2 separate regions of the Mus musculus genome follow, and region 2 is linked to region 1. A link is a loop called in an ENCODE intact Hi-C map of the cell type or tissue named here. Cell type or tissue: heart. All regions are shown on one strand. Each heading gives the region's core, and the rest is flanking DNA. Links, peaks and the distances in the headings are about the cores only. Region 1 holds the start of Ccne2 (cyclin E2). Region 2 holds the start of Virma (vir like m6A methyltransferase associated).

The links. Hi-C counts contacts between places; a loop is a spot of excess contacts. Peaks named below come from ENCODE experiments on the same cell type or tissue, not always from the same donor. Only the 100,000 strongest peaks of a DNase experiment are listed, where the experiment ranks them.
Region 2: a loop joins it to region 1, with 2.9 times the contacts of the local background. A loop is called at or near these places in 1 of 42 quality-filtered maps.

What each region holds. Positions count from the first base shown.
Region 1 is chr4:11,189,984-11,194,369 of GRCm38, reverse strand. It overlaps Ccne2 (cyclin E2), which reads right to left and starts at 2,661. Exons shown (of 12, transcript NM_001282943.1): 1 at 2,555-2,661; 2 at 1,653-1,689; 3 at 1,459-1,555; 4 at 1,324-1,377; 5 at 293-444. The coding sequence starts at 1,666. It overlaps A630034I12Rik (a long non-coding RNA gene), which reads left to right and starts at 3,140. Exons shown (of 3, transcript XR_001784240.1): 1 at 3,140-3,225. In heart, for the core only: CTCF peaks have their summits at 2,006 and 3,282; DNase peaks (open chromatin) are centred at 2,099, 2,759, 2,879 and 3,799; H3K4me3 peaks cover 3,368 bases; H3K27ac peaks cover 3,090 bases.
Region 2 is chr4:11,484,272-11,488,657 of GRCm38, reverse strand. It overlaps Virma (vir like m6A methyltransferase associated), which reads right to left and starts at 2,700. Exons shown (of 24, transcript NM_001347055.1): 1 at 2,553-2,700. The coding sequence starts at 2,615. In heart, for the core only: CTCF peaks have their summits at 1,630 (motif pointing left) and 2,657; a DNase peak (open chromatin) is centred at 2,757; H3K4me3 peaks cover 1,840 bases; H3K27ac peaks cover 1,933 bases.

The DNA of each region.
Region 1 (4,386 bases), core at 317-4,316:
AGCTACATTTTAAAAAGTAGTTCAGTTCTGCTATGTCTAGAAACATTTACCAAGCAAGTTAAGTAAAACCCAAGTTTGGGTTTTAAGTATATCACTTGCTATCATTTGCAAATATCTCATGTAGAATGATACATGCTTACTTTCAGTAAGTGAAGCACTAAAAGACAAACAAACCCCCCCCCCAAAATCAAGTTTCCATATTTTATATTAAAGTCAAAAGAAAATACCTGGCATTGCTTTAATTCTACCACTTTTAATGTTTAGCATAAAGTTACTAAAAAATTTTCTTTACCTTAAATCTGGCAGAGGTGAGGGATTAATAAAAAGATTTTTAAATCTGTAATTTGTAAATCTAGAGAAGTCACTTGTTCCTATTTCTTTATGGGGTGTTTCAATGATAATGCAAGGGCTGATTCCTCCAGACAGTACAGGTGGCCAACAATTCTGTCATTTCAAAACAGAAAGAGAAAAACTTGTTAGTGCATTAAGAAACCTTGGCTTTTGTTCTACAATTTCAAATGATAGCCAATTTGATGTTCGTATTTTATTTTTGTTTTGTGTTTTGTTTTTTTCGAGACAGGGTTTCTCTGTGTATCCCTGGCTGTCCTGGAACTCACTCTGTAGACCAGGCTGGCCTCTGCCTCCCAAGTGCTGGGATTAAAGGCATGCGCCACCACGCCCAGCCCTGTATTTTATTTTTAAAGCCATATAATTCATATTAGTCTTCTTAAGTTAGATAACGAAGCCTGGTAATACAAGGTAATACAATACTTAATGTACTGAAATAATAACATGCATTTTAATGTAAAGTGAAATAATTTTAAGACTAGTTCTCTGAATCTAGAAATTCTAGCAAGGATACTTTTTTAAAAAATAGCTCTTTTTAACGTGTTTTCTAATACTTGAATGTGAAAACATCAAAAAATTTAGTCAAGTGGAATCACTTAGAGAATCTTTTTGAAAGAATTACCATCTCCAAGTAAACACATAGGAAGGGATCCCAAAGCCGGGTTGCCAAACTGACAGTGATCTCACATCCTTTTTATGCCACTCATTAGCTATTAGGGCCCTCCACTGTAGTCTGAAAATGAACAAAGAGCAGTATATAGGCAGACCTAGTATACCAGCCAGCTCCAAAAGGGAGGGATTTACCAAAGGGAACCAGCTGCTTCTAAGCCATCTACACTGCAGCTGTAGGACTCAGGCTTATATGAACCTCCTTCAAGTTCACCTCTAAAGTATCAGAATCTTCCCACTATAAGGCAATAACACATGATTCCACTCTTATTCTTCCCCAGCCCACCCTGTCCAGTTCTGCATTACCCTAATCTCATACTGATGCTTCTTGGTGATCTCCTCTTTTCTTTTTTTGACATCCTGAAGAATAGAAAAGAACATGTAAACTAAGGTTTCAGCAAGGAATATTTTTCCCTTTCTCCCTCTTTTTCCTTAAATCACCTGTGCTGTTTTTCTCTTCTTGGCCTGAATTATCTGGGTTTCTTGCGGAGAGTCTGGCTGGTTGGGCTGGGCATGTTGCTTAGCTTGTAAACGGCTACTGTGATGAATTGTAGAAAGGAAGCTTAATTAGTACGTCATATATTTCAAAAGCAGCAGCTAATTTTGAAACATGTCTCCAAGACTAACACTGTTACCTGCGTCTTGACATTCTCTTCAAGGACTATGAAACCTCTAAATAGGGGAGAAGAAAAACAAAATCAAGAACATAGTCATCCATAATCTTCAAGTTCCAAATTAAAACTGATTCAGAAGTTACCAACTAACGTTACTAGAAGGTGGCCTAAACCTTTAAAAATAAAACACTGCACTATTTTCTGAAATACACTCGCTATCTCAGTAATTTTACATTCATGCTTTCATTTCCTTAACTGTACACTGGGAACGCGAGTGCGTTCAGGAATTTGCAAAGTCCCCTAGCACCCTTAGATGATCATCTGGGCCATTCATGCACTCCCCAGGACAACCAGGGTGGGAAAGGCACGTCCTGGCCTCGGCCGCCAGGCGCCTGGACGAGCCTCCAAGAGCGGGCTGTGGAGAAGCCGGTTCCGCGCCAATTTGGAGAGCGGCTGTGGCGGGGAAGCAGGGGGTGGAGGGAACCTTCTGGTGTCACGTCCTCCAGGCTCCTTTCCCTCCTTCCCAGCCCCACCCGGCGGGCAGTGTCGCTTGCAGGGGTGACGGGACCCCAATTCCAGAAGAGCAGAAGGAAAGGGGGGGGGGAATTAAAGGAGAAAACCGTGCTTAAGAATCTCTCCGTGAAGTGATCCCACCTTAATCCTCTCGCGCGGGAGACCTTCCCCAAGTGAGGATGGACAGAGAAGCTCCCAGAGAAGCTTTGCCGTGGCCTCTCATTTGGGGACACACTCCATCCCCTGCCTCTGCTTGGCCTCCTGACAAGAATCCTGACAGGGACCAACCTCGGGAACCCCTGAATTCCAGTCTCCTACTTCTTGTCCCACCCCCGCCCCCCATTTTTCCTCTCCCATGGCTCCCGCCAGACGTGGTTCCCTTAGCTCCCGCATGCCCCTGTCCCCAATACCTCCTCACCGCCAGACCCTCCACAGCTCGGCTCAGCTGGCGCCGGCGCCAACTCAATATATAGGCCGGGCCCGGACCGCCCCGCACGCATGCGCCGCAGACTGACACCTCGGCCGGCGCCTTCCCCTCCCCCACCCGCGCCCGCCCAGCTCGCCCGCGCGCGCCGCGCCCTGCCCTCAGTGCGCGCGGACGGGCTGGCGGGCGGGCGGGCGCCGAGTGGCCGTACGGCTGCCCTCCTGGACCGTGCTCCTCCGCCCCTCTCGGCGCTTCACCTGCGCGCGCCGCGGCTGCACGGCTCAGAGGCTCCTCCCCCATGCTGGTTGCCCACCACAGGCTCCCGCACGCCTTCCAGTTCGCGCCGGGCCCCCTCACGGTGGCTCTTAGATCTCGGAGTGTCAGGCTACGGTTCGGCTCCGCGTTTTGGCAGAGGCCTTGGGAGGGCTGGGGTGGGGAACCCCAAGTCTCCTCAGAGGCACGGGGAGCGGGAGCCTAGGGCCCACCCCTCCGGGAGGAGCCGGCCAATGGCAGGAGAGGACGGCAGCACAACGTGGAGCGGCCGCAGAATGTAAACACGCCGGAGCGCGCCGCCCGCCACGTGCGGAGCCGGAGCCATCCGCCGGGCGACGAGCGGGCGGCGGCGCACAGGAAGGTGCCTCAGCGCGGCCGGACGAGGTACGTGGGAGCCTTGTCCCCGCGCGCCGCCGAGCGGCCACTCCGCTCTTGCCTACGGCTCCCTCCCAGAGCCCGCGCGGGAAATATTGGCGCCGCGCGCTGCCTTTCTCCTCAGACGCCTGTTCCGGGCGCTGACCACCTCTCGGGACTCCAGCGGGCGCCCTCCCCGTCCGCACGCACGAGCGCCGAGGCTCTGGGGACCTGGCCGGAGAGCAGGACGGTCCGCACCACGTGCGCGCCCGGGCCGCGCCGCGCCGCGCCGCGCCCCGCCCCGGCCCTGCCCGGCAGCCAGCGCGCCCTGCGGAGCCCGCGCGAACTGCCTGCGCGGGAGCGCCTCCCGCCTGCGAGCGCTGCCGGGACGTGGCGGGCCGCCCCGCGCCGCTCCTAAGCCCCGGGCTCCGACTACCTCTCGGCGCCCTGCGCACCCTCAGGCCGGGCTTGCGGGTGACACGGCACACACAGTCCCGTGGCGCGACGCCGCTTGGGGAACAAAGACCACCCCCAGGCCGCGGAAGCGCAGGAAGGGCTCCCGCAGGCCGGCGGTCCCGCGCTTAGCCATCCTGGTCCGGAGTGAGCCGGTGCGAGGGCGCCAAGGACAGCGGCCGCGCGGCCCGGCCCTTCCCGAGATGCACCTGGAGGCCTCCGGCCGCGGTGGGCCTTTTGTGCCACGCTGTGGTTAAGAGCCCAGGAAGGCCCTCGTCACACTTCCCGGGTCTTCGCATGGTCCTTCACACCGGCTAAAGCTTACTTTCCCAGCTTTACACGTAGACAGGATCAGAGGAGACCCAGTGCCTTGTCTAGGCCTAAGGAGCGTTCACCCAACCCATAATTGCTTATCAAGACTGGGGGGGGGGGGGGGAGTTACCTCCCTTTGCTGGAGCTGTCGTCTTGTACAGCTTGAGATCTAACCCGTTATGGCAAGAAAGCAGAGGTGTGTTATCTGAGTGGAAGTAAAACTGATGGCCTACAGCCCCGCTCCATAGTGACTTCAAGACCAGCCTAGATTATGTGAGACACTGTCCTAAAAGTGCCAACTGGTGGCCTATGTAGGTGAACTTGGCCAGGATACACTGAAAACGAGGGCTGTCGTTTACATGGGATTGGTCTTAAGTATCATAAGTCCAACCGCATAAGTTAGTGTACGTACGTCATTAAAAATGT
Region 2 (4,386 bases), core at 285-4,284, 290 kb before region 1:
CTTTGCTACCCATTTTCACTGACTTTTTTATTCTATGACTGACCAATTAATCTATCTAGCTTACTAATCATATAATCCCCCTGCTCAATAACGAAAGACTTCCAACAAAGAGTCTGTACTATTCTTGAACATTTAAGGCGCTCCAAGACATGGCCTGTCAGGCATCAATTCATACAGCTGGTCTGGGCATAACCTAACAGAAGACTGACGACAGCAGCCCTCCTTTCCCACAATCAAAGAAACAGTTCCCATTTTACCAAGATCAACTTAATATGTCACTTGCGTTAATGAAATCTCCCTTGATATTCACAAAGGAATAGCCTCTCACCAAAATTCTGTACCTTTATGTTCACAAAGAGAGCTAAATAAGTATCAACTAGAGTGTCCTACATCAGACACTGAATACGGACTTTGTTTGGCTGGGAATGGTGGCACCCACCTTTAATCCTGGTTCCAGGGAGGCTGAGGTAGGTGAATCTCTGAGTTCTAAACCAGCCCTAGTTCACACTGCAAGTTAGCCCCAGTCCAAAAAAAAAAAAAAGAATTTTGTTTGGTTTTAGTGCCTTTTGTTTTGTAAACTAAGTTGGGCTTTTTGGCTTTTTTGTTTAGTTTTGCTAGACAGGGTTTCTCTGCATAGTCCTGGCTGTCCTGGAACTCACTCTATAGATTAGGCTGGCCTAGAAATCACAGAGATCCACCTGCCTCTGCCTCCCAAGTGCTGAGATTAAGGTGTGCTTTGTGATTCAGTTAATGCCATTCATCCTCTACACTCCAGTGATTAGGCATTTTGGAGATAAGACTGTAAACTTCACAGGATTCCCAGTGTACCTCTTTACACAACATATTCTAACTCGAACCAAACATTTCTATACCTCTTACAAACCCCTACTCTTCCAAGATAAAGTCAAATGGGATTTTTTTTTTCTAAACCTTCAACCACTCCCGGAGAGTATTTTTTTAACCTGCTCTGTTTTCCTAGGATCCTTAATTTTTGTCTAAGAACGAAGGATAGAAAAGCCTGAAAGAATGACAAATTGCTTGGTAGACTAGTACTAGGTATGTATGCTTCTTCCAAAAAAAATTGTTTTAAGACAGACTCTTACTATGTAACCCTGACTGTCCTGGAACTTGCTATGAGAGTTCACTGGCCTCAAACTCACAAAGATCTGCCTACCTGGGCTTCCCAAGTACTGGGATAAAAAACATTAATGCCATGCCTGGTTCTTTCTTTAAATTTTATTGTTCTCTACTTCCATAAAGATGTTTGTTCTGGTAACAATTTTGCGTTTGGCAGCCATTTTGCGTTTTCTCAAGTCTGGCTGGAATTACATAGCCCAGCAGTCACTCATTCATTTATTCAAGAAAATGCAGCCGTACTCATTTCATTACTTCATAAGAGAACATTTTAAATCTCTTCTCATTCAGATGCTTATGTTTTCCTAGGTACGGTCTAAACCCAGGACATACAACCGAGAAAGAATAGGAGACACTCTACCCTACTTTCATGTTGTCATATTAAGAGTACAGTAGGGTTGGAGAGATGGCTCAGCGGTTAAGAGCACTGACTGCTCTTCCAGGGGTCCTGAGTTCAAGTCCCAGCAACCTCATGATGGCTCACAAGGAATCTGATGCCCTCTTCTGGTGTGTCTTAAGACAGCGACAGCGTACCCACATACATAAAATAAATAAATCTTAAAAAAAAAAAAAAAAAAGAATACAGTCTTCATAGAAACAAGACAATCCCCAAAGAATGACTCTCGAAATGATTAGGTTTCCGGTGAAACAAACAAATATGAGGCTTGTTCATTTACTCTCTCTTCCTCGCAGCCGAATTTCTCTGTGGACTTCGTTATAGTTCATTTTTGCGAATCTTCGTTAATTCGCTACATTCAGTACATTCAACTTAAGAATTCCAAGGCCTTTCAGGGACGCTAAAGTAATTCTGTACACAAAACTACGCAACACCCCACCTTCGTCCCCTGAAAACAACAGACTTGCTTTCTAATGACAGTCTTTAGTCCTTCAATACTGCATGATTCGCAAGTGTCCTCCACGCAAAGGAGATTCTCGTAGATCTGTCATGTCCTAATAGGTGAATTCCTTCCCAAACTATTGAAGTGCTATGACAAATTGAGCAATGAGACCGCCGTTAGAAGAGAGATAGAAGAGGACTTAGGATCCTGGATAGTCCGTACCCTGAGGGCATCCAGAACCCGACACTACTGTCAAAAACCAGATGCCCAAGCTCACGCCTGCATCCCACCCGAAGTACACCTGAGACCAAGGACCCTCCGCAGGACTCAACGCTGACAGGACAAACTGTCAGCAGCGCGACTGACTCGACTGAAGCCGCGGGCCCCAAATCAAAGCCGAGAAAGGCAGGGCCGCCGCCCAGGGCCACCGGGCTCGCACCGGGCTGGGGGAGGGGGTGTGGACCAGAGGACCCCCGCGCGCGCGCGACTGAGGGAGGACACCGCCCGGACGGCCCCCGACTCCGCAGCAGGGGTACCGGAACTGAGGGGCCGTGTCGAAATCGGGTCGCGAGGCCTTACCTCAGCGCTCGGATGTTTAAAAGTATCTAAAAATAGCAGCTCCATAGACGAGTCCACCGCCATGTCTGCCGCGGGCGGGGGACCGGGAGATGACTTCCGGGGCAGCTCTCCAACCTCCCAGGCCGAGGCTCCAGCTAGGGGGAAAACTGCAGTACTTCCGGTAAACAGGACGCTGTCGTCTCAAGCCTCCACCAATCCCATCGCAGCTTGCTGACTTAAGCCGTAAGCCCCGCCTCCTCCAGCGCGGCGGAGGGCGCCTTCTGCGAGCCCAAAGGGGCAGGGAAAAAAAAAAAAAAAGAGGGGCGGGGACTACGGTGTTTGCAGTGGTCCAAATCCCGTGGTTCTCCGGAGTAGCGGAGCCACGACGCCTGCGAGAGGCGATGAGTTCTAGAAGATAGGAAAGTGTGCCAAATCTAGACACACGGCACCGTATGCCTCCCACGAGGCATGCTCTCCAAACAAAACCATGCAATGAGGGAATCTGAAAAGACACTGTTTTCAAAGAGAAGAAAAGAGCACACACAAGGCCAGCCAGGAGTTGAATCCCAGCTTGAGCTACATGAGACCGTGTCTCAAAAAATGAGGGAAAGGGAGAAAGAGGGAGGGAGACAACTTGTCTCAGCAAACGAAAGGAAAATTTTCTCGTTTATGAAAATGTTAAATATGATGAATAATCCCACGAGCTGATTATGAGGATTAATTCTTATAAGGTTCAAAAAGGTATATAAATGAAACGTCACGAATATAAGAGAGAGCACAAAGTCTATTTCTGGCTGACAAGCAGTCTGCCAATTCCAGCATTTAAAGGACAAAGGAAGAGTTTGAGCTTCAGACCAGCCTAGACTACTACTCCGTGAGACCCTGCCTCAAAATAAAAAGTGTGTTTGTTTTAATTTTATGAATAGTTTCTCTGTCAAGTGCTGGACACTTGAAACTATACATAGTCCTAGGGAGTGTTAAGAAGGAATTTTTCTCTATTCTGGTCCTCTCAGGAACCACCCATCAAGACACAAAGTTGTAGCAAAACAAAAGCAGATCAGCAAAAGTAGGAACAGGCCATCAGGGAGAGAGTGGGGTGGATCAGCTCAGTGCCTAGGCTATCTCCCTCTCAGGGTTTATATAACTGTCTCTTTGTCGTGCTCTGCTGAGGAGGCTTAAAATGTCTCCATTCTCCTGTATGTTTGCCAGAATTGCTTTCAACTAGACACTGTCTATTCATTTGTTAGATTTGTTCAAGGTCTTGTATTTGATCTCATGACCTTCCCTTAGGACATTTTCTTCTTTTTAAAATTGAGGTTTCGGGGGCTGGTGAGATGGCTCAGTGGGTAAGAGCACCCGACTGTTCTTCCAAAGGTCCAGAGTTCAAATACCAGCAACCACATGGTGGCTCACAACCATCCATAACGAGATCTGACGCCCTCTTCTGGAGTGTCTGAAGACAGCTACGGTGTACTTACATATAATCAATAAATAAATCTTTAAAAAAATAAAAAAAATAAAAAAAAAATAAAATTGAGGTTTCACACTGAAGGCTGAGGCCAGGATTTTACAATAGACTGGCAGGCTATCTAAACAAGGAACAGGACTCAAGCTGTCTGTGGGATTCCCCTTTTACCGACGTTTTTCATGTCTATCTTCTGCTTAACAAGACTATGTGGGGAGGGAACAGCAAGTAAACGTGCATATTCTTCTCCCTCAGCTAGGAAAAACAAAAAACAAAACCAAAGAAATACCTTTAAGTCTAAAAGTCCACTCATACTCTTGTTTTTCTCCAGTTCTGGAAATCAAACCTAGGATCTTGAGGTTAGGCAAGTACTCTAAAAGGATCTATATC